Linked DNA regions of Homo sapiens: region 1 is linked to region 2. A link is an interaction called in ENCODE POLR2A ChIA-PET data of the cell type or tissue named here. Cell type or tissue: PC-3. All regions are shown on one strand. Each heading gives the region's core, and the rest is flanking DNA. Links, peaks and the distances in the headings are about the cores only.

The links. ChIA-PET counts read pairs that join two places held together with the same protein. Peaks named below come from ENCODE experiments on the same cell type or tissue, not always from the same donor. Only the 100,000 strongest peaks of a DNase experiment are listed, where the experiment ranks them.
Region 1: POLR2A ChIA-PET joins it to region 2 with 20 read pairs; 3 of 35 experiments call an interaction of 5 or more read pairs at or near these places.

The regions. Positions count from the first base shown.
Region 1 is chr10:78,801,243-78,812,744 of GRCh38, forward strand. No RefSeq gene overlaps it. Among named protein-coding and RNA genes, the nearest start is that of ZMIZ1-AS1, 260 kb to the right of the region's middle. RefSeq lists an enhancer at 227-764. In PC-3, for the core only: no CTCF peak of the experiment used is centred there; DNase peaks (open chromatin) are centred at 1,749, 4,179 and 5,899; H3K27ac peaks cover 2,957 bases.
Region 2 is chr10:79,143,778-79,155,279 of GRCh38, forward strand. The region is part of intron 3 of ZMIZ1 (zinc finger MIZ-type containing 1); the gene reads left to right. Among named protein-coding and RNA genes, the nearest start is that of ZMIZ1, 81 kb to the left of the region's middle. RefSeq lists enhancers at 1,141-2,079, 3,046-3,135 and silencers at 6,226-6,285, 6,346-6,425. In PC-3, for the core only: no CTCF peak of the experiment used is centred there; DNase peaks (open chromatin) are centred at 2,229, 5,224, 6,414 and 8,114; H3K4me3 peaks cover 1,247 bases; H3K27ac peaks cover 4,710 bases.

The DNA.
Region 1 (11,502 bases), core at 1,117-9,116, 340 kb before region 2:
TCAGAGGGGAGACAGAATGGCCACCTTCTGATTATCTGCTATGGGGCAGGCACTCTCACTTCCAGCCTCTGAGTTAATCCTCTCCAGGAGCTTAAGAGAGGGGTATTCTCACCTCCGTTTCACTTGTGAGGACTCAGCACATCTTCTAAGGTTCCAGAGCAGGCAAGGGGGCATCTCTGGGATTCAAATGCCGCCCCACTAGACTCCCAAGCTAAATAATTTCCCAATAGCCACAGCTGCTTCTAGAGAGAGCCAAGGTGCCCTTGAGTCCTGATTGTGCTCAAATCATCCCAGATTCTTAATCCAAGACCAGAATCCAGGGATATCCCTCATTGGTCTGAGTTCTGAAGGTGAGGCTGGTGGTGGTCCCCATCCACTTGGCAGTCTTGCTTGTGGAATGCCAGAGCTGCTGGGAGTGGGGGAGTGGGAAGGCAGCTTTGAAGTCTTCCCTCATGCTGAGCTGCAGAAAGCTGGCTTGTTGTCTTATGCAGAGAGCAGTTGAGGATATCAAAGGGAAGATGGGATGTTAAATTTTGAGTGATCAATGTTTAATAGTCTGGGTTGTAAACTGTCATGAGGATGCTCTAGGAGGGGAGCTGTGTGAATTGCAGGGTTTGCCATGTGATGGCTGGAGAGGATCAACCCTCTGGAGGTGCCACGCATCAGCAGGGAGGACAAATGGAGAGTGACGGAGGGTGGATCCACACCCACCAACTGGCCACTCACTGTGGGGACTTGAAGAAAGCATGGACACAATTAGGAAAGAAAGGGTGAGGACATGACCTCCTCTGCCCCAGGAGTGATCCTCCATGCACTGGTTCATCCTTTCAGCCGGATGCTTTAAGTGTAACCCCGTGCCCAAACCAGCTAGGTCAGGGGCAGGGCGGTCCCCAGGGGCCAAAAGAACCTGAGCACTTGCCAGTGAACATCTGTTTGGTTGTTTACTAAAACTTATCTGGAAAATTCCAGCCTTGCCACAACAAGGCATGGAGGGGAAAGGTAGGAGGCAGTGTGGGTCCAAGGGGAGGGTGATGCTGGGATGGACTGGGACCTGGAGAGGTGGCACTGGTGTCCCTCTCTTTTCTGGATGTCCTAACATCCAGTGGGCTCTGCCGTTTACTCAGAAAGGAGGAGAAGGGAGGAGAAGGTGGGGAGGTGAAGCCCCTTGCCTGTGATCACCCGGCTGCAGCAGATCAGGTCTTCTCAGGGCCAGGCACTCTGTCCCTACCCTTGCAGGCTGCCTCTGCAGCAGAGAATGCAAGATTGTGGGTCCCAGCTCCAGCTCTGTTGCCTTTGCAGCTCACACGTTCTCATCAGTACAGGCCGTATGGCCCAGACATGGCAGTGAGTAGGGAGGAGCTCTTCCTAAAAGCTTTCTTGGCCAGAGAGCAAAAGACAGGCTGAGCGTCCCTGACGGCTGCCTTCTTCTGTACCCAAATTTGAGCATCACAAGAGGATCAGGAAAGTCTTAGAATGGTCTCTTGGGGAGGTCCACCTGAGCCCAGGAATATGGGGGAGCCACAGGCACAAGGGCAAACCCCAGAATACCAGCTCCCTGGGCCAGGCCAGGCAGGGACTGCTGGACCCCACATGGGCGCCTGCCGTCTCCTCAGCAAAAGGCAATTTCACGACTCTCTGGGAGAGAAAAGATTTTATTTACTTCTTTTCAAAAGCTTCAGAATTCTTCCTGAACATCAAATAACTCCTGGCAAACACATCCTGATGAGTAACATGGAGTGAAATAGAACCAGATGGGCAGGCTCACTCCGGGCGTTGTGCTGGAGGAGGAAGGGCGAGTCCCACTTGGAGAGAGGCTGGGCTCCAGGCCGCAGGAAGCGCGTGGGGAGGGGGCACAGCCGTTCAGGCAGAGAGGGGCGAGTCCCCAGGACCCTGCCAGGAGACAGAGCCACTCCGCCTGCCATCTGGCTTTCTTGGGAGGAGAACAGAGGAGGGGCCTGGGGCAGCCAGTTGTACCCTGGGGTGAGGATTAAGCTGAGACTGGCAGGATGGCCACGGGGCCCTGCTGCGGGGGCTTGGGTCCTGTGGTGGGCAGTGAGGACACTGGGTGTTTTGTAGAGTCCCAGGAGACCCTCCTGGGGTAGACTCAGCTAGCTAGCTCCACAATAGCTGCTCCCCTTTTCTTTCTTACAAATGGAACCCTTGAATTTGTTCAAATCAGCAGAAGTGCTGCATGTCCCACCTCCCTGTCAACCAGGGGAGACCCTGTGACAGACCTGGCCAACCAGAAGCATGAGTTTCTGGAGGGCATGACTGGAAAGCTTTGCCCTTCTCCTTTAGCCGCTGCTCTTTCCCCTGCCCTGTGTCTGACCTCCAGACATGAGCGTGAGGCTGCAGGGGGATCTGCCATCTTCATCTTGAGCTGTGAGATAACCAAAGACGGCGGAAGAGCAGGAAGCAGCCCGGGCCCCCATGGCTTCATGGAGCCCCCACACTGTCCTTGGACCTTCATCACTGTTAGATGAAGCAGCTGTTCTTTGGATCCTCCATGACACATGGTCGAAGGCGATCCCTACGCCAAGATCGGTGGCCCCTCCGTTTAGAGCCTCCTGGCCTTTGCTCATCTCCTCCTCCCCTCCTGGGGCTCTCCTTCCTCTCCTCGCCCCCTTTCCAGTTGCCAAGGCTGGGCTCCAAGGCCTTCTTCTGCCAGAGGCTGCATCCCTGCCACCACTGCTGGCCTCAGGCCATCCCCTCATCCCCTTTCTAAGTCTACCTGAAATCTCCAGCCCTGATGTTCTGCCCCGCTACCCACAGGCCTGCCACGCCAATTTCCTGTCTTTTCAGGATCAACTTGTTAGGATCCAAAGTGTTAACTCCCTAGTTTGCCTGGGACTGAGGGGTCTTGACACAGGACTATCTGGGTTTGCAACACTGGGCCCACTGCCTGTCCCTGTCTGTCCACTGACCTGGTACCAGCACCAGACTCGGGCCCCTAGAAGGCTGTCATCATTACACCCCCAGTGCCTGACTGTTTATGTATATATATGTAGCTGGCAGTCAGTTTGTTGAATGAATGAATGAATGAATCTGTTTCCTCCAAGCAGAGCATACATTCTATTTGTTTTAAATAATAGTTAAACAAGGATAGTCTACATTTGTCATGTTTTGCAAGTCCCACCTCCACAACCCCTCACTAACAACAGCCTGATTTCCTTTCAGAATTTGCCTCTTTCCCATTGTGTGTGTTCTTGGTAGAGGAGGATTCTAGGCTCCTGCCTCCCATTACAAAAGCCAAAAGGCCAAATCCAGCTCCCCACGTCTCCTGGTCCTCCCCAGGGAGCAGGCACGTGCCCCAACCTCTTTTCTGAGAGTTTGCATCTGGAGGGAGGGATGCAGGGTGTCGGACAGGCTTCTTGGTTACCAGCAACAGAATCCAACTTGGTCAGGATTGAAGCAGAAAGGAGAATGTGTTCCAAAGGAGGTGAGGTAGCTCACAGATTCACAGGGAAGGCTGGGAACCAGGCTCAGAAACAGGCAGCATCAAGGCAGTCCGGGCCATAGTCAGGATCCCAGCCAAAGTGTCCTTAGGAAGCCAGCCCCACGTGAACATCGCTGCCCAGGCTGCCACAGCTTGCTCCAGATGCCAGGCACAGACACTGCTATTCTGAACAGCACTGCCCCTGGAAGTGGACACGGCTGCTATGATTGTTGCCCCAGCCTCCTACCACCAGCATAGATGTGTCTTGCCCTGTTCCATGCCATTGCTTCCTCCAGTCACCAACCTGGGCACATGCCTTTGCATGGACTCAAAGGGCATGGGAACTATGCAGATTTGCAGCCCAGTCCATGGTGGGAGGCTGACTCTGCCACTCCCCAACCCCAACACTTTTAAGGTAGGGGATTTATCAAGCCTAGAAAGAAGGGGTCATCCGATGACAGACAACCAGAAAGAATGACAGAAGCCACTAGACCCGGAGACAGAGGACAAGGTTGGAGGGCGTTTGTCTCAGCCTTGGCAGCATGCGGACCAGATGTTTCCCACTACAAGGTGGTGGCTGTGGCTCCTAATCCAGGCCCTTGGCAGAGGCCTGGGCTCCCGCCTTCCCCAAGCCTGCTTCTCTGGGCTCCTGTCACTTCTGTGAGCTCCCGACATCCTGCCAATAAATTCCTTTTTGCTTAAGTTAACCAGTGTTAGTGTCTGCTGGCTGAAACCAAGCAACGCTAAGTGAAACCACATGTAAACACGAGTACATGCTGCTTGTAAAACACTAAGACAGTCCTGATAAGGCTGCAGGCCTCCTGACACCACCCCTTCCAACATTCTTTCCAAAAGAAACCACTGGTATAAGCTGGATGTGTGTGTCTCAGAACTGACTTGTGCTTCTATCCCAAGTATGGAGCCCTAGTAGATTTTACCTAGAAACAATATTCTACTTCATTGAACCTAAGATGCCTTCCATTGTAAGTTGTGCCACTATTTTATGTGCTACCAGGAAGGAAAAATAGTTGCCGACTAAACAATGACCCAACATTAAGAGCTGTCAATTGCTGGTTTAAGATGTGAAAAAATGTGTGTATATTAAAACAGATGAAATATGGTCACAGTAACAACTGTTTCACCCTTACCATGGGCCAGGCACTTTCACTAGTATTTTGCTCATGTTAACTCAGTTAATCATTTAATATGCTCAATAATTCCTTGAGGTTGAAATATAATTATCCATATTTTACAGATGAGCAAACTGAGGTACAGTTACATTCAGTTGCCTGCTCAAAGTTACAAATCTAGCAAGTGGCAGAGCTACAAGTCAAAGAAATTCTGGATTTTAGAGCTTTCTCTCTTAACTACCAGTGTTATAGTGTCTGTGTGTGAGCGCAAGTATGTGCTTGTGTGTATGTATACATATGTACATGTATATGTGCACAAGATTACAGAATTGTACATTTTTTCACTTAAGAAGTATTATGCTGTATGTATCACTCTGCCCCTTGCTTTGTTAATCCAATAGGCTCTTGCATAAACATCGTCCCATTCTTTCTAGCTGCTGAAGTATACTCTTACCATAAAGTCTCTAGCCATTCTCCTACTCGTGGTCACTAAGGTTGTTTCCATTTCTGACACTTATACCAGCAAGGCTGCAGTACACACCCTTAAACAGGCCTCCATGAGCCCATGCATAAGTGTTTCTCTTAGCTAAATAGAGAAAAGTGGAACTGCCACATCATAAGGTATGTGCATTTTGAATTTTAATGGATAAACCAGCCCCTCATCCCATCAAAGCTACCACAATGATTTGCACCCCACCAGCAACTAACTTGGGCACATGTGTGTGATTTGTATCCCAGACTCCTCCTCACCAAATCCGAGGGCTGTCCAAGACCTCATCCTCCACAGCAACTGTGAGGCTTTCAATTTGCCTGACCTGCTCCCCACCCTGGAAGTTCCTCCTCCCTTGGCATCTAGGAAAATCCACATTGTTGGGGCTGCCACTACACAACTTCTTGTCTCAGTCACTCACTCCTCACTCTGTCCAGCTGTGTTGCAGAGGGGACTTTCTCAAGAGGAGTGGCATGTGATATTAAGAAGCATTCTGAGGTGACAAGAAAGGGCCTCCACTGTCACATAGGTCTGGCAGACACTGGGAAAAGCAAAGCTGTTTCAGGACTTCTTAGGGCCTTTATTGAGTGAGCTACTGTGTGATTGCAATCTCCAGAGAAGGCAGGAGGAGCCACAGAGGAGTAACTCCTACTGGTTCCACACAGTGGGCGTGTGTGCTGAGCCAGACAGGGATGCAAGCAACTCAGGGCCATCCTCCCCTTCCTGCCCTCCACTGAGGCCAGGTCCCCAGACCCTTTCCTCTCCCCATGTCTGCCTGCACCATGACCCACTCTCCACAATCTTCCTGGGCAAGGCAGAGGAAAGAAAGCTGGCCAGGAGCCAGGAGGCCTGACCACACCTTTGAAGTTTAAGGTCTTGAGTCAGTTACCTAACTTCTCTATGCGTCAGTTTCCTTGCCTGTAAAATGAGGAAAATACAGTACCTACCTAGGATACTATGTGCAGTATAAAAGCATTAATACACAGAGCATGCAGAATAGCACTTTGTGTGGAGTGAGACCCTAGCATGCCTTTGCTGCAGGAAGGCAGTAGCACTGGGTTCCAGTTTTGGCTCCATTGCCCACTTCTGTGTGACCTTGACTCCATGACTGCCTTCCTCTGGACCTCTGTTGCCTCATTTTATAACAGGGGCAGCTGGGCCAAATTTGAGGATTGAAAGAGTTCCTGCCTTCAAGGGCTCCTAGCCTGTGTCTCAGTCAACCTTGGCTTTCCCAGAGCTCAACACGGACATGACCATGGGGCCCATGCTCAGTGACTGTGGGGTGGGCTGGATTGAACAAAGTGGTCCCTGCAAGATATGGGAGGGGGCGCACTGACTAAATGAATCAACAGGACAGCCAACAGCCCTGGGACAGTCTCCAAGGCAGGATGCTGGGGGAGGCAGGAGCCAGACGAGACAAACACTCGAGGGTGTTATCAGACCATTAGGAACCTGGAAGAGGTGGGAAGTACTCAGGAAAGGTTTCCCAAAGAGGGAGGGACTCGAGATCAGCCAGGAATGATGAGTATGATTTTGCTTAGCTCCAGGGAATAAAATTAGGTACTGCAAGAGCAATTTTCACAGAACAGTCTCCAAGCGGAGAGAGCAGGGCTGGGGTGAAGGCTTGGTGGTGAAAATTCAGGCATCTGTGCAGATGTCTGGGGCACTTCCCTCCGCTTGGGTGTGAGGCAGACACAGCTACCCTGCCCAGCCTGTGCAGAGATTAGATCTATCCCCTCGCAAACAAAGCCAGGGTCTCCCACCCCCTCCACAGGCTTACCCCAGTCCTCACTGGGCTAAGCACAGCTCCGTGGGCTTAACAATCCCCCAGAGAAAGAGGGATCCTCGACAGAGACAAATGAGACACGACATCTTCCTCCCTCAGCTGCCCGGGAGACCCAGACATCCCTCACACCCGAGACGAGCTCCAGCCCTCCGCTCTCTCATTATCTTTGCTGGGGTGTCCTCAGGCCAAAATAACGCACCCAACCCCTGCCTGTACCTGGGTGTCATTATGATGACTCCTACTTGAAATTATTTGTTTTTCTCTATTGATCTTGCTTCGACACTGGAAAAATGTATTCTTTGTACAGCATTCCCAAGGGTTTAATTTGTCCATGTTGGAAGCCTTTTTTAATAGGATTCTGCCCCATTGTTTATTCTGAACATTGAGTTCCGAGAGTCGAGATTCAGCTCTTTTAATAGAAACTCATTACCAGGGTCCCTCTGCATCAGAAAACTGATACTGACACTGCGAGGAGGAGACAAATTAGGAGCCTGCCAAGGGCCCGTCTGATCAGAAGGCCCCATGAGAGGCGACGTTGCCATCCAATACCTGCCACCCTCCTCCTGTTCGGAGACCTAGGGGGTGACAGCCACCAGCTGGGCAGACCCAAGCAGCCCCTCCACCCCTGACCAGTTTCTTTCTCAGAAAACTCTACCTTGAGTGGACCCTGGTCTCCTAGAGCAGTGTTTCTCAAAGCCTGATCTGTGGGACCCTGCATCAGAATCCCTTGGTGTCCTGGGGCCAATTCAGGTGGTCAGGTCTCCTCCAGACAGTACTGCCCTTAGACGCCTGCCATGGGGCCCATACCACAGGGGGCTTCCTTGAGGGACTTCCTTCTGTTCACGACTAGTTGGGTTGGCAGTGCCATCCAGGAGGCATACCCCACACCTGGACCCATTGTGAACCCCCATCCCCATTTGTTTCTCTACCCCTGCCCCCTACTGCCTCCAGGAGCTGGCCAGATGTCCCAAAGAGCCCTGAGGGCTCATGCATATGGGGTCAGCCCAGAGCCCTGTGGTGGGCCCCTGCCCCAGGCAGGCAGCCTGGTGAGTGGACTGCTCCCACTGGCCAGCAAAGTTTTTATTTCACAGCATCACATGAGATGGAGTCAGCAGAATGGCGCTCACATGATTTTGAGTGGCTCAAATGGTTTATGTAGACAGCCTTCCCTGCAAAACAGAAAATATACTGGCCTGAAGCCCTGTACACCCCAGGGGCAGCCATGCCTCCAGATCTACTACAACAGACCACTGAGGAACCCAGGAAATTCAGGATATACCAGAAGAATAGTGACGAAAAGAAAGAGCATGGGTTTTAGAGTTATTCAAAGCTGAGCTCAAGCTGAGATTTGCAGCCAATCAGCTGGGTGATATGAGCAAGTTACTAACCCTCTCTGGACCTCACTTTGCACTCATAAACATTTTTGCTTCAGGGTGGCTTTAATAGTTCTTTCTGGAACAAGATAGCCTGCAAATCACACATATATGAAACTGGGACCATGCTTGTGATGTACCCAGAATCATACCTGGCATGTGATACGAACCTGGAATCATTTATTTGTTCAATCAACAAATATTTATTGAGATTCTGCTATGTGCCAGGCACTGCACTCAGCCCTAGTGAAACAACTAAACAGGCTCAATCCTTTGCCCACATAAGGAAAGGCAGATGTTAGATACAGGCAATTCTAAATCATTTCTTTAATGGCAGTGGTGATGGTCCTATATGGTGCAGAGCAATGTGTCATGGAGAGTAAGGGACATGCTCACGAAACCCACTGAGGAGTCACAGAGGGCTCCTCTGAGAGGTGACCATTCTATTGGGACCTGGAGGTGCAACCAGGTTTACCAAGGGAAAATAGAGACCATGAGCACCTCCTGGTCTGGTTTCTGCATCTTGGGGCACCTTCCTCTCCCTGTGATAGCTCGTTCTGGAAGTAAATAAAGATGATTGATTTGACAGCTGCTCTGCACAGAATCTATATGAGCTCAGTAGGTTTGCAGAGTATGGGAAGGCAGATAGTGGCATTGCTGAGGCCTGACTGTTGGCTAGGCATGGCACTAAGTGCCTTTCTATGCATTATCCCATTAGATACCCACAGTAGGCCTGCATGTCTCCCATTTAACAGATGAGAAAGCTGAGACTCAAAGAGATTAAGTAATTTGTCACCTAAGTAGAGTAACTGAGCTCATAAGCAGTGGATCCAGCATCCAAGCCTAGACAATGTGACCTCTTGTGCCATAGGCTAAGGCCTCCATACCCCACCTGTTACACTATCTTTAGAATCCATTCAAGGAGGTCACCTTTTCTCTGTAGAGAGGGCTGGACACACTTGGAAGTTACCTGAAAGAGAATTGGCTTGAATTATATGAAACTACACAAAACCCAGTGCAAGGTTGGAGGACAACAGACCTGGTGTCTTGTCTAGACGACCCCCAGAGTGACCTCAGGCTGTCACTTCCTCTCTTGGCCTCAGAGACCCCATTTGCAAGATGAAGAGCTTGGACTAGGCCAGTGGTTTTCCACATCTGTTCTTCAAAGCCCTGGGCTTCCATGAAGGTGGCTAGGGGCTGCCTTGGATAGGTACTGAGCATTTGCTGGAAGACAATCTCTGTGGCTGTGATAGCCACAGCACACGAAGGTGGTCATTAAAAGCTTTTTCTTCTCTAATATCATTCATTCTTAAGTCAGTCTCCATTTATGGAGCACACACCATGTGTGAGGTAGGCATGGAGGATCCAGGCAGGTCTCTGCCCCAGAACAGCTCTGAGGCCAGAGGAGGATGGTACCCAGAGCCACTGCCCAGAGTAACAAGGTGCCATGGGCTCCTTCTCAGTCTAACCAGGGGCTCAGAGGAAGGGAGTGGCAGCAGCCAAGCTAGCAGCTGAGCCCAAGGTTCTTGGCACTCAGGACTGAGTTCTTTCCCCACCCTACCTGCATCAAATAGGTTGATTTGGGCATTGAGACAATGGCCATTTTATGGAGTAAAAAGATCTAGTTAGAATCCCAAAGGGCTGGAGAGAGCGGCAGGGAGAAAGGCACAGGGGAAAGCATGAGCTGAAGCATCAGACAAAGGTAGGAGATCGGGGGAGAACCCATAGCCAAGCTGGTGTGAATCCTTTGGATGATAGAGCAAGAGCTCCTAATGGTCACAGCCAAGGATCTGCTGCTAAGAGAAGGAGGAATACTAGGGCACTTACCTGTCTGTGATAGTAACAATACTACCAGTAACAATTACTGCTATTTATTGAGCAACTGTATTAGTCAGAAGAGGCCAACCTATGCTGCAGGAATAAATAGCTCCACAATCTCAGTGACTCAGCACAGTAAAAAATTGTGTCTTGCTCACACAGCATCCATTGCAGATCCAGGGTGAATGTTCTCCCTACAGGGACTCGGCCCCATGGCTGATAGGTCCTCCACCACCCAAAGCAGCACCACCTGCAACACGTGGCCTTCTCAGTCGCTGGGCAGGAAAGAGAGGCTAGAGAAGGATGTACAGGATTTCCCTAGCAGCCTTACTCAGGGCTCTCCAGAGAAAGGGAACCAGTAGGACATATAGAAATATACAAGAGGAGATGTATTGGCTCATGTGATTATGGCAGCTGAGAAGTCCCACTAACATCTGTCTGTAAGCTGGAGAACCAGGGCAGCCAGTGGTGTAATACAGTCTGAGACTAAAGATGCAGAACCAGGAGCTCCAATGTATGAGGGTAGAAGAGGATGCCCCAGCTCAGGAAGGAAGAGAATTCACCCTTCCTCTGTCTTTGTGTTCTATTGGGACCCAAACAGATGGGATGATGCCCACTCACATTGATAAGGGAGATCTTCTTCATTCAATCTACAGATTCTAATGCTAATCTCTTTGGAAGCACCCTCCTGTGAGGTTCCATTTCTCTGGAGAGCCCTGAGTAAGGCTGTGAGGGAAAAGCCTGTACATCCTTCTTTAGCCTTTCTTTCCCGCTCAACGACTGAGAAGGCCACGTGTTGCAGGTGTTGCTGCTTTGGGTGGTGGAGGACCTATCAGCCATGGGGCAAAGTCCCTGTAGGGAGAACATTCACCCTGGAGAGCTGTCAGGATCTGCAATGGATGCTGTGTGAGTGATCACACTTTACCAGCTATCTGGGTATCCCTTAGTCCAGTCAAGTTGACACCTAAAATGAACCATCACTGCCCCAGATCATAAGTGACAAAAATGACACCAGTTTCGCTGGCTTGAACTTAGCACTTGGTCCACTAATCTTCAACGATGGGTGAGGTGGGGTGGGAAGTGCTGTCTTCTGTGTGGCTGGAAGGAGGAGAATCAAACATGGTGAGCATTAGTGATGTCTACCACAAGCATTAATGTGTGTCAGGCACTAATTAAGTACCTTACATAGATTGTTTCACTGACTCTACAACAGCTTGTGTTACAAATAAGGAAGCTGAGGCACAGAGAGAATGAACAGAAAGAATCTACCCAAAGTTAACCCAGCTAGTAATGGAAGAGTAATAATTCAATCCTAGGTGTTCAGGGTGCTTAAGTCTCTCTCCACCTCCTTCCAGAATCTCAGAGGTCATCAGTGCAACAATACTCCAGAGATGGGTGATCCATTGTCACAGTGCAGTCCTTCAGTCAACCCAATAAAGGCATCCACGTCCTCAGCATTAGGCAGATGG
Region 2 (11,502 bases), core at 1,922-9,921:
GTGATAGGGGCTGGGGGGTGGGGGTGGAGAGAAGAGTGTGTCCAGGCGAAGGAGACTCGGGAGCACAGTCCAGCCCGTCTGCAGAGTGAGTGCGGTCTGACATGGCCAGGACGTGAGAGGAGGCTCAGGAGACTTTTCCAGGCTGAGAATTGAATGGAGCCAGGCAGGGACTTGTGGACCTCCTCTCCCTCGGGAAAGTCAGGGGGAGATGCCCCTCCAACTCTGCATCGGGGACTAGGGCAGCAGCAGCAGCTGCTCTGATGATGCATGGCTCCGTGGCAGAGCGGTGGCAGGAGGCTTCGGGTAATCTCATTAGTGTGCCCGGCGGAGGGGACGAGTAATCCCGTGCCTTTAGACTCACTTTTCTTTAAGCCTGTCCCTATCCATTCTCTCCCTAAATCCTTGTACTGCTTTGGTGACATCAGGCGGGACTGGACTGGACTTACCTCCATTGAACTGATGGGTAAAACAGGGTTAGAGAGGAAAATTCTTGCATGATGCCATAGCTCACAAGGGGCAGGAACTGCATCCGTCTGACTCCAGAACCCATGCTCTTATAATCCTCTACTATCTCCCAGACTGTCTTAGACTATCCAGGCTTATAGACTGCCTCCCCACTGGCCCCATTTTGCAGGTGAGGAAACCGAGGCCCAGAGAAGGTAAGACACTTGCCTAGGGCCACGCAGCAAGTCAAGGACAGCACTGGCACCAGAAGCTCACCTGGCCTGTTTGTGTCCCCACCCCACCCCACAAGCAGGCACAGGGATCCCCCTGGTCCCTGCCCATTTCTGCCTGGAGCACCCACTGTGCTTGGTCTTCCTGCAGTCTTTGGCACCGGCTCCGGTGGAAGGCACCAAGTTCCTCATCAGAAGGCTCCATTGTGCCTATTGTTTAAATATAGATTACTAATGAAATGCCTTTTCATTGCCTTCCCAGTGAATAGTTTCCGTGTAAAGTTAATTTGCAGTGTTATGTAAATTCTGTTTAACTTCAATCAAGTTTCTAATTATGTTTTTACCGCAGTAATTCCCATTTGATTTGTCATCTCCTGTTAGGTATTCAATGTTCGGTGGGCGGGCTTGCTTTCCGTCTGCCTCTCAGTTTTCCAAGGCCCTGACCTCCTCTCTGCTGTGTGTCTGTCTCCGTGGCTCCTGGCTTCTTCATCCACTTCGGCTTCTTGGTGGCTCATTTCCCACCTCCTCGCCATCCCTCCATCTATCTCCTGCCCTCCACCTTCCTTCTTTCTTCCTCTTGCCCAGCTGCACCTTCTTCCCCTTCTGTTTTCTTCTTCTCTGTCTCCCCTCCTCCCTCCTTCCTGCCCTCTTTCCCCCTCCCCCTCTGTCTGTGTCTTCCTTCTCTGTATCTTCTTTCTGTATCTTCCTTTCTTCTCTCTATTCCGCTCATGGCCTTGCCTCTCACTCTTCCTCCCTTTCTGTGTCTTTCTCCACTGACAAGACTCTCTCCTGCCTCCTCTGCTCACATTTCCATCCCAGTGCTCCTCCTCTCCTGAGGTCTTCTCTCCCTCCTCCTCCACAGTAGAGCCTTTCCCGAAGCTGCATTCCGGAGTGCCTGCGAGGTGTGCTGGGCTGGGGGCTGGGGCCACCAGAGGAGCCCTGTGCAGCCCTGAGTTGTTGGGGTGGGGGATTGGTGAAGAACACAGAGTCTAGGGTTGGGGTCTCCGGGTTCAAATCCCACCCCACCCCTTGTTAACTGTGTGACCTTCCGGTTAGTTCACATTGATTTCTGTGCTGCATCCATAAAATGGGGTGATAATTTTACCTGCCTCCACAGTAAAGCCCTTCCCGAGGCTTCATTCTGCAGCCCTGAGACAGTGGGGTGGGGGATTGGTGAAGAACACAGAGTCATGGAGTTATTGTGAGAAGTCAGTGAGATAACCTATGTGAAGGGCTTTAGCGGAGGGAGGGGCTTGGCCAGAATTAGCCTTTTTACTTTCTTAAGAGACAAGGTCTTGCTTTGTCACCCAGGGTGGAGTGCAGTGGCTCACTGCAGCCTTGACCTCCCAGGCTCAACTGACCCTCCCACCTCAGCCTTCTGAATACCTGGGACTATAGATGCATTCCAGCATGCCTGGCTAATTTTTAAAATTTTTATTAGAGACAAGGTCTCACTATGTTGCCCAGGCTGGTCTCAAACTCCTGGGCTCAAGCAGTCCTCCCATCCCAGCCTCTCAATGTGCTGGGATTATAGATGTGAGCTGCCACACCCAGCCCAGGAATTAGCTTTTATTTGGGAACTCTTGGCCATGCCTTTCATTTTTTGCGGCCTTCCTGAGATGCATCTGCAGTGAGTTTCTGGAGTCCTGGGGGTCAGGCCTGAGGCCAGGGAAGGGTGGGAGCTGGCTGCAGACCCCCATAGAGCTGGCATTTCCCGCTCCCCACTCTCCACCCCTCAGCCTTCCTCCCCTAGAGCAGGGTCTCCGCTCTGCCTGTCAAGAGATGTGGCGTCCTTCTGTCTTAGTGGGCCCATCTCAGGCTGTGAGGACAAGCCTGCCACCCTGGGGTAGTAGCGGAGACACAGATCCCCAATGCTGGAAAAGTGCTCAAGACTCTGGCCCGCAGACCTTTCCCAAGCAACAGACCAAAGGCAGAGCCGCTCCTGCTGAGTTGGACTAGACACCCCCTTCTTCTACCCTCCCTCACCCCCTAGATGCCCCAAAGGCTATAATATACCATGGACTCCAGCTACAAAACCACTGGTCCAGGTGCAGCATGTTGGCAGCTCTGCCATTTATCACAGGGACTTCTCTCTGAGCCTTGGCTCCCCTCCTGTGTGGCCCCAACGTTGGGCTTTGGGATTCTCCCTGAGTTTGGGGATTGTCCCTGTAGTCAGGGAACGGCTGGGTGGCCACAGTTTCCCAGCAGACATCTGCCCTCTGGGTGGGGAGGGCGGAAGGAAAACACCAGACACAGGCAGGGCTGGGGCTGGGCGGGTGCTCTGCCCCCTCCCTCTGCTCCCGCTTCCGCCCCGACTCTGCTGGGCTTCCCACCCAGCAAACCCCTGGCACATCCAGGAAGCAGAAAACAAGTGCTTGGGGAGGGCATTCTTCTGGGTGAAGAAGGGCAGCCGGTCACTTGTCCTTCAGAGACACAGAAGCCTGGGCCACATGACTACCTGACCCACAAGTGGCTGTGCGTGTGTGTAGTGTACGTGTGTGTGTGTGTGTGTGTGTGTGTGTATATCCCTGTCCCTGGCCAAGGAAACCTTAGCCATCACGTGGCTGGTTTCTCTCGCTATTTGTCCAAGTAAGCAGTTCAGGCCAGCTGCAGCCAGGAGGCCGTGACACAGAGCCAGGGAGAAGGGCCACATTGGTGTGGGTGGTGGCAGCGAGGATCGCCATGGGCATCAGGGAGCCCCGAGCTGGGTCCTAGAGCTCTTGGGCCTCAGAATCTGGTATGGGGAGGCCTGGGCTGGGGAATGGCCTTGTTCTGATCCTCTGCCCTCCCTGGACGACTGACCTCCCTGCCCCAACCCATCTGTCAAGAAAAGGCACAGAGCTTGATAACAGAGAACTCTCTCAGCCCTAAATAGAGAGGGTGGGCACCTTCTGACCAGGGGGAGCCGAGAAAGACAGAGTCCTCACCAGAGAAAGGGACACACATGGGCACAACCACCATGTGTATGGCCCCTGGAGTGTGCTTTAGAGCCCTGGCCTCCGTGGCAGGAGTGTGGAAGCCAGGCCTCCCGTGTGCATCCATCAGGCCACTGAATTATTAGCACCTACTGTGTGCCAGGACCTGGGCTAGGCAGGGATAGGGGTTGTCAGAACACAGACCTTCTGGAAACTTCGTCAAACCCTCGCCTCTGTGACATATTTTCTTCCCATTGGATGGGCAGCATCACCTTTCATTGCAAAACCCCTGTGATCTTGTCATGAGCTGGCCATTTCCCACCCCACTGCCATTCCAGGAGGATGCAACCCCTACATTGTTGCAGGGCTCAGGAAGAGCAGTGAGAGGCACCGCCGAGCCTCTCATGGACCAAGCAGGTGTTTCTAGCCAGGGAGAGTGTCCCCTTCCTCTAGGGAGGTGTGAGCCAGACCCTGGGCTTCCAAAGCAAATGTGTGCATGTGGGCAGAACACAGAGGCCCTGGGCTCGGACACCTGGGGGCCTTCTCCTAGCCCACATGGGGAGCAGAGCACCAGGGGAAGTGGCAGCTGCAGAGTGGGGCCTCCCCAGGCCTTCATCGAGGTTTGTCAGCCTGCATACTGTGTCTTGCATAGATGACACCATCTCTGGGGGCCTGGAGGAGGAGGGCTGTGGTGGCTTTTTGGGGCCATGCTTCTGAGAGCCCACCTGCATTCATGTGTCTGTTTGTCCACCTCCTCCCTGCTTCTTCCCTCTTTCCTTCCTTTGACAAACATTTCCTGGCAGCCAAGTCTGTATGGGGCCCACGCTCCACAAAAGATACATCCCTCACCCTGCATGATCACGGCCGAACTGGAATCCAGCAACATTCCAGGGTGGGCCCAGGGCCAGGCCCAGGTAAGGCCTAGGAGAGAGCTGGCTCTTGGCTAGGAGGCAGGGCATGGCTGACCCCACAGGCTCCCCTGGGTTCTGAGGAAGCTTAGGCGTACTTCCCCAGGATAGGCCAACGGCAGAGCCCACCAGGTGCCTGAGACAAGGGGGTGTAGAGAGCCAGCATCAAGGCCACACAGAGCATCATCAGACCTTGTCTCTGTTGTGATGAGGTCTAGGGTATTCAATCTGGAAGAGTCCCACAGGCTCGTGTGCTCAGGCTGTTCTAGGAAACGCCTGTCCGGAAAAGGGGTGGAGCTGGGTGGCCAGGGCTGAGGGTGACGCAGATCCGCCATCATGCCACCTACAACTGAATGTGGATTCTGGGCCGGGGTTTTTAATAAAGCTGCTGGGTCAGCATCCCAGAATGCTGCCTAGGCCTGTATGTCCCCAGCCTCAGCTTGCATATCTCTGGGGTCACGAGGCTTACTACTGCCGTCTTGTAGTTCCTCCTGGGACATGGGGTCCTGGCCTCCCACCAGGCTGACGCTGACTTCTGTCTTCCACCCTGCTTGTCTTAGGGCCACAGACTTTAGGCCCTTGGCAGTTTCCAATTGAGTCCCTCCCGGGCTTTCCTCCCTGCAGGCAGAGCATCAAGCTGGGTCTGTACGTGGCCCCGCCAGGGCCTGTTTGATTGGGGTAATCTGGACAAGTCATCAGTGGCCTGCGCTGGCAGCCAGGGTGTGGCTAAAGTCAGTTCCTGCCTAAGCTGGGCTGACCCACCTTCTCACCACTCAGGAGCTCCCGGAGCCAGGAGGGACTGCTGTGAGTTTGCCTTCATGAGGAGGCCCTTGGGCTGCCTTTGGTACAGGCAGGAGACCTGGATCCCTGCTCTGTCCCTATCTCTGTCCCTGTCCCTGGGGTAATCTCGAGCAAGGCTGGGCCCCAGGCAGGCCCACACCCCCTCCCATCTGTGTTCATCCCCAGCACTAAGCCAAGAGGCTTTTGTCCCTGGTGGGCTGTCGGCCAGCTGGAAGAGTCCTCCTTGCTCTCTGGCCTATTTGCTTTCTGAGTCCCTCTGCCCTGGGAGAGCATGAATGGGCAGGAGAGGGGACTGGAGAGGGCTGAGGGCCTCTGTTCAGATCTCTGCCCTCACTGGGTCGGGCTGCCAACCTCTGCACTCCCACCATACCCCCAACCTGTGGACAGGTGAGCCTCCAGTTCCTGAGGCCACAGGGAATGGGCTGGATTCACCTGGAGGCCATGGGTAGCCTTGCAGCCCCTGGGCCAAGCTCCCCTCCCACCCAGACTCCTCCAGACACTTCAGGGGTTCAGGCATGCCAAGTCAGGGTGGGGTGAAGGGGTCTTTCTCTAGGCGCTGTGCCTGTGGTTGACATCACGTTGTCCTCATGTGGGGCTGCGTGGCCCCGTGGGGTGGCACGCCTTCTGCAAGAGCTCGCCCTCCAGGAAGTTCTGCATTCGAAGCCTGAACTTGGCCTTGGTTCACTCTTCCTCTCATCCTGGTCTCTTGGGCATGACTTCTCCCAGGGGACACTGCTGTCTGCTGACTTGGAAAGGCAGGGATTCAATCAGGGGCCCCCGCTCAGCTGTGTCTGAAGTGTGCCCTCCTGGGAAGAAAACCCAGCAGCACTTTTGTCGAGGCCTCACACTGGAAAATGAACGGTGGGAGGCCTAGAGGTAAGAGGCCAAAGGCCACTAAGCAGGCCAGCGTGGCCTGCCCACTCCAGCCCCCAGAAAGCATTGGTGCTTCTGAGGAGGCTTGCTCGGCCCTCCCTCTCCCCTGGGCTGGGTGGGGCCAGTGGGACAGGAAGCCAGGGCGGGGCTGGAGGATGGGGCTCAGGGTGGCCTGGGCCTGAGCCAGGGATGAGGCGAAACCCAACCCTGGCCTGGCCCCGGGCCGCAGCCGTGCAGGTCACTAGGCCTCGGCGAGTGGCCACCCGCCCACCCAACAGGAAGCCCTGCCCAGACACCACCTTTGCCCCACCCCGTATTCTCTACGGCTGGCACTTCTCCTATTTCCCATGAGAGCTGCTGCCAGGAATCCTGCCCTCTTGAGAAAGGAAGCCCGACCTCGGGCCGCCCTGCCTCTGGCCTGCGCTGACCCCCTCCCTGGGCCTCCCCGTGGTGGCAGCTCTGGGCCCACGCCCGTCCTGCACCCCCCACACATGCTAATGACTTATCTCCTCTCAGACAAAGCCTGTGACCCTTGGGGACCTAGCAGGAGAAACCTCACAGTGGGACTAGGCCTGGGAGCCAGGAGGCTGGGGCTCTTGGTCTGGGATCCTCCACCAACCTGCTGGTGCACCTGGGCAAGTCACTCAGCCACTCTGGGTCTCATCTGTAGAAAAACAGGGAGAGGCAGACGCTCTGCCCAGCAATGAGCATCCCATGGGATAAAGGGTTTGGGGTGGGTTGAATGTGTGCCCTGTGAAGACAGCCAGGCTTGGGGGGTGATAACACAAAACCTCCCCATCCACCCCTGTCTGCCTGGAAAGGAGCCCCTTCTCTCATCTCCCAGAAGCCGGGCGACGGAGCATGCCTCCGTCTCTCAGCTCTGCTCAGGGAGCTGGGCCAGAAGCAGGGATGGGGCTGTGCTGAGGGGCAGGCTGTCCCACCACCCTCCCAACCCCATCCTCTTCCTCCCTCCTGGTGGGTGCTCTCTGACCCATGACCCACCTCCCCAAGTAAGCCCAAGCCCACCTCAGTATCAGCAGGGGTAGCAGCTTAGGGAATCAACTGTGTCTTAAAGGGGGCCAAGCAGAGGGGTCAGGGCACCACGGGGAAAGACCAGAGTCGTTGTGACATTGGATGGGTTAAGACAGATCCGGGGGCCACCTTGAGCTCCTGGGCGAGCTGAAAGCTTGTCAGCAGCAGGGAAGACCAGGCACCTGAGCAGCCAAGCCCCTGCCATGGGGTGGCCACAGCTCAGACTCTGGTGGCCTTGGACACATTGCTGCTCTGAGCCTCAGTGTCTGCATCTGGCAAGTGGACCTTTCAGAGCCAGTGTCTTAGGGTGCTGTGAGAAGTCCTTAAGATTTGGGGACACAGTGCTGGGCCCCCTGCGGCCCTTCCCTTTGAATCAGCCTTTTCCCTGTGAGGGAAACATTACAGGTCAGGATTAGGACTAGATTTCGTAGGCAGTGGGGAGCCACTGAAAGTTCTTAGAGGAGTAGTGAGTTCATGGGGAGAGGAACCGGCAGCAGAGAAGCCTGGCACACTCATCCGGTGTTGGAGCCCTGATTCAAGAGGGGTCATGGGGCAAAGAAAGTTAGCCCAAGTGGGTGTCAGCACCAGCTGGGCTTGGGAGGCCTCAGTTTTCCTCCTGTAGCTGGGTGCCTGTCCGCAAGGCTGGAGAGGCGCTGCTCAGAGCCAGCACTGAGGGTGGCACCACCACCCCTCCTTCTTCCTCTGGTGCCCCTGAGTCCCACCGGCGTGGGGTTGTCTGGGTTTGCCACTCAGGCCCGGGTGGGCCCCACTGCCTCTCCCTCCCTCCATGGCTTTCTAGCTCTGAATGGGAGTGGACTCTGGAGGCTGCAGTGGGCTGCGGGATGTGAGCCAGGGTGGGGGCATTGGCGGTGGGTGGAGTCACGGGCTGGGTGGCCATGAGTCAGGAATTGCTGGGCCTGTGTGTCATCTGGCTGCGTGCTGTGCTGGCTCCTCCCGCCTGTCTGCCTCATCTCGCCCGCCGCCATCTGGGCCCCCTGGGCTGCTCCACCAGGTGATGGTGCTCTGCTCTGTTTATAAGAGTTCAAAACGTAGGATGGAGTAGTCAGGGGACCGGGCTCTAGGGCCCAGGCTCCCCCAACACCAGAGGTGACCTTGGGCAGGTCCCCTTCCTCTTCTCTGAGCCAATTTCCCCCATTGAAGAGTGGATATTAGGCTGGCCAAGGGATTTCAGCCATGGCCCCAGATGAGATCCGAGGCAGCTTTGAAAGATAGCCCAGCCCAGTACAGTGGCTCACACCTGTAATCCCAGCACTTTGGGAGGCTGAGGCAAGAGGAGCACTTGAGCTCAGGAGTTTGAGACCAGCCTGGGCAACATGGCAAAACCCTGTCTCTACAAAAAATATAAAAAATTAGCTGGGTGTGGTGGTGGGCGCTTGCAGTCCCAGCTACTTGGAGGGTTGAGGTGGGAGGATCGCTTGAGCCCAGGAGGTCGAAGCTACAGTGATCAGAGATTACACCACTGCACTCCAGCCTGAGTTACAAAGTGAGACTCTGTCTCAAAAAAAGAAAAGAAAGAAAAAAGATAACCCACCCCAAACAAGTTAAATCAGATCTCCGGGGCGGGGCCTGCGGCCAGGCTTGAAAGCTCTAGTCTGGATGGCCTCAGACGGGCTGCTTTCTCCGCCCTGCCCGGATCCCCAGGCAGCACTGTGGGCTGGTGCATGGGTTCTGGAGCCCAGAGGCTGTGCTGAGTACAGCTCTACCACTTTCTAATACTGGGCAAGTGAATTCATGCCTCTGAGCCTCTGTTTCCTCATCTGTGAGATGGGGCTAACACCACCCACCTTATAGAATCTGTACCAGTGTCAGCCACCATGTTCTTTGATCTAAGCCAGTTATGCACCACTGCTGCCTTCACTGCCCATTCATTCTTCCAGAAAATATTCGGGGATTCCTGGACCTGCCAGCCTGGTACTGGGTGCTGTGGCAACAGGAAGAGGAAACCCACCATGGGGGTCCAGCCTTTTAGGCCTTTCCAGGGCCCCAGAGGATGGGTTCTGTCTGTTGATGGGCAGGTGAAGGGTGACTCCCCTGAGAATCTCACCGTGTCGCTGGACTGAGGGAACCCCTCTTTCTGAAAGAACGAATGAGACCCCAGATTCAAGGGAGAAGAAGGGGCATCCTAGGACTTCCCTGACAGCCTCAGCTGGGAAGCCCCTGGGGAGGCTCTGAATGCCTTCTGGGGTGGGCCCTGGGCCATGCTCTGGGCAGATGCTGGCTCAAACAGGGCTGGCAGTAGACAGAACAGAATAAGGACCCTCCTCCTTGTAGTCCATCACTGGGCTGGACTATGTCCTCCATCCCGTGGTCCTCCTGGCAGCCCAGGGCATTGGCAGGCATCGTTCCTCCTGCTTGGCAGATAGAGAGACAGAGATGTCAAGGGATGGGAGGCACTTGCCTAGGTCAAGGGCTGGATTTGAACCTCACTTCTGTATAAACAAAATCCCAGTGGGGAAAGTCGAGCTTCCCTGGGAATCTGCCCTGGTGGGACTAAAACGTGATCGGCAAACCTGTCATCCCCTTTCTTCCCTGGCCTTCCAGCAGGTCCCCTGCAGACCACCACTGGCTGTCCTTGCGGGAGAGACCTGATGTTCCTGTAAATAGCAAGTGCTCCTGTTGCCTGGGCTCTGAAAGCCAGAGGTTGAACCATGCACTTGTCACCCACTAAACCTTCTCCCTCCTCATGACCCATTGGAGAAACTGAGGCAGAGAGAGGTGCAGGGACTTGGCTAAGGCCATGTGGCTTGTGAGCCGGCCAGGATTTCATCCAGGCCTGGGTGAGGTTAGAGCCTGTGCCCAGACCCGCCACCACCCGCTAGCAAGAACAGGACTTTCCTTTGTCCGGCATTTTTAACTCTGGGTCTTGGCCATCACTTCAGACTGGCCTGGCCCACGTGTGGCCAGAATCCCAAAGGGATGCCTGTTTGGGAAGCGTGACCGCCAGGGGGCTGGCACCTGGCCCAGGAAGGGGGTCATCGAGAACACTCAGTGCTCAGTGGTTTGTGTGTGCCACCGACAGTGCCTGTGCCCTTCAGTGCCACGACCTTCCTGTGCCAATCATGGGTATGATGTCAGTTCATCTAATCCTTGAGCTGCAGTTAGCCCCAGATGAGGAAACAGACTGGAGGGATAAGTGACTTTCTTGTGGGCCAATATTGGACCCCCTGGGTCCTCAGTTGGACCTCCAACACCAGAATGGACCTGGGTTCCATTCTGGTCCACAAACCCCCTTTGGGTTTGTGTCCCCTTCTCTGTAGGGTGGCAGGCTTGCACTCAGAGCTTCCCAAGGACCTCCAAGGACTCTGCTGAGAGCCTCTGCCAGGCCCATTTAATGCTGCAGGGCATTTAGGATTGGGGGCCTCCCAGAGGTGGGATGGGGTGCCCTCTAGGGCAGCCCTCAGAAGCATAGGGCCAGGTGGTTGGCACCAAGCAGAGTGGGCAGAGGCAAGAGGCAAAACTTCTAAGAGAGGCCACCAGCAGGAAATTCCACTTAGAACCCTGGCATTGCAAGTGGCAAGGGCCCAGGTGGGTGCCGGGGGACCTGGTCTGGCCACCCCCAGCTAGGCGCCCCTTTAAGCAAGACCTCGGTCCCTGGAAAAGGGATGGCTGTGCCCACCCTATGGGGCCTGATGAGTGGTGGGTGTGGAAGGGAGTACCTGGCACGGATTTTGCACCTGGAGGATGCTTGACACCTTAGGCTGCTTCTGTGGAAGAGGAGGTGAGGACCCTGTCCTGGGAGCAGGTGGTTCTACGAAGCCCAGCTGTGGGGGTCTATGAAGCCTCTCCTGAGTTGGTCTCGGACTCATCTTCCCAGAGCCATGGGTCTTTCTCTATCTCTGTGATACGGGGTTCAGTGCCCCCATCCCAGCAGGACCCCAAGTCTACACTGGGCAGCAACCCTGAGCCAGTGATAATAATGACTTATGGCCCCTGTTTACGGAGCATTTCCTGTGCACGTGCATATGGGCCTAATCTTGTTATGTCCTTCAACAACTCTGTGAGAGTAGTGACTCTTAGTATCCCCCATTTTACAGATGAGGAAACTGACCCAAGTTCCTAGCCCAGTATCACGCAGCTAAGTAAGTGTCAGAGCTGAGGCCTCTCTGATGCATCGGAACCTAGATGCATTGGAACCCAGAGAGGCCACCATTCTATGCTGTGCCCTCATCCCTTGATTAAAGCAGAAATTGTTCATTTGGTGACTTGGGGAGAAGGGAGCCCCATCCCTCTTCCTCAGGTTTGAGCGGGCCACCTGTCAGAGTTCAAGGCCTCTTTGAT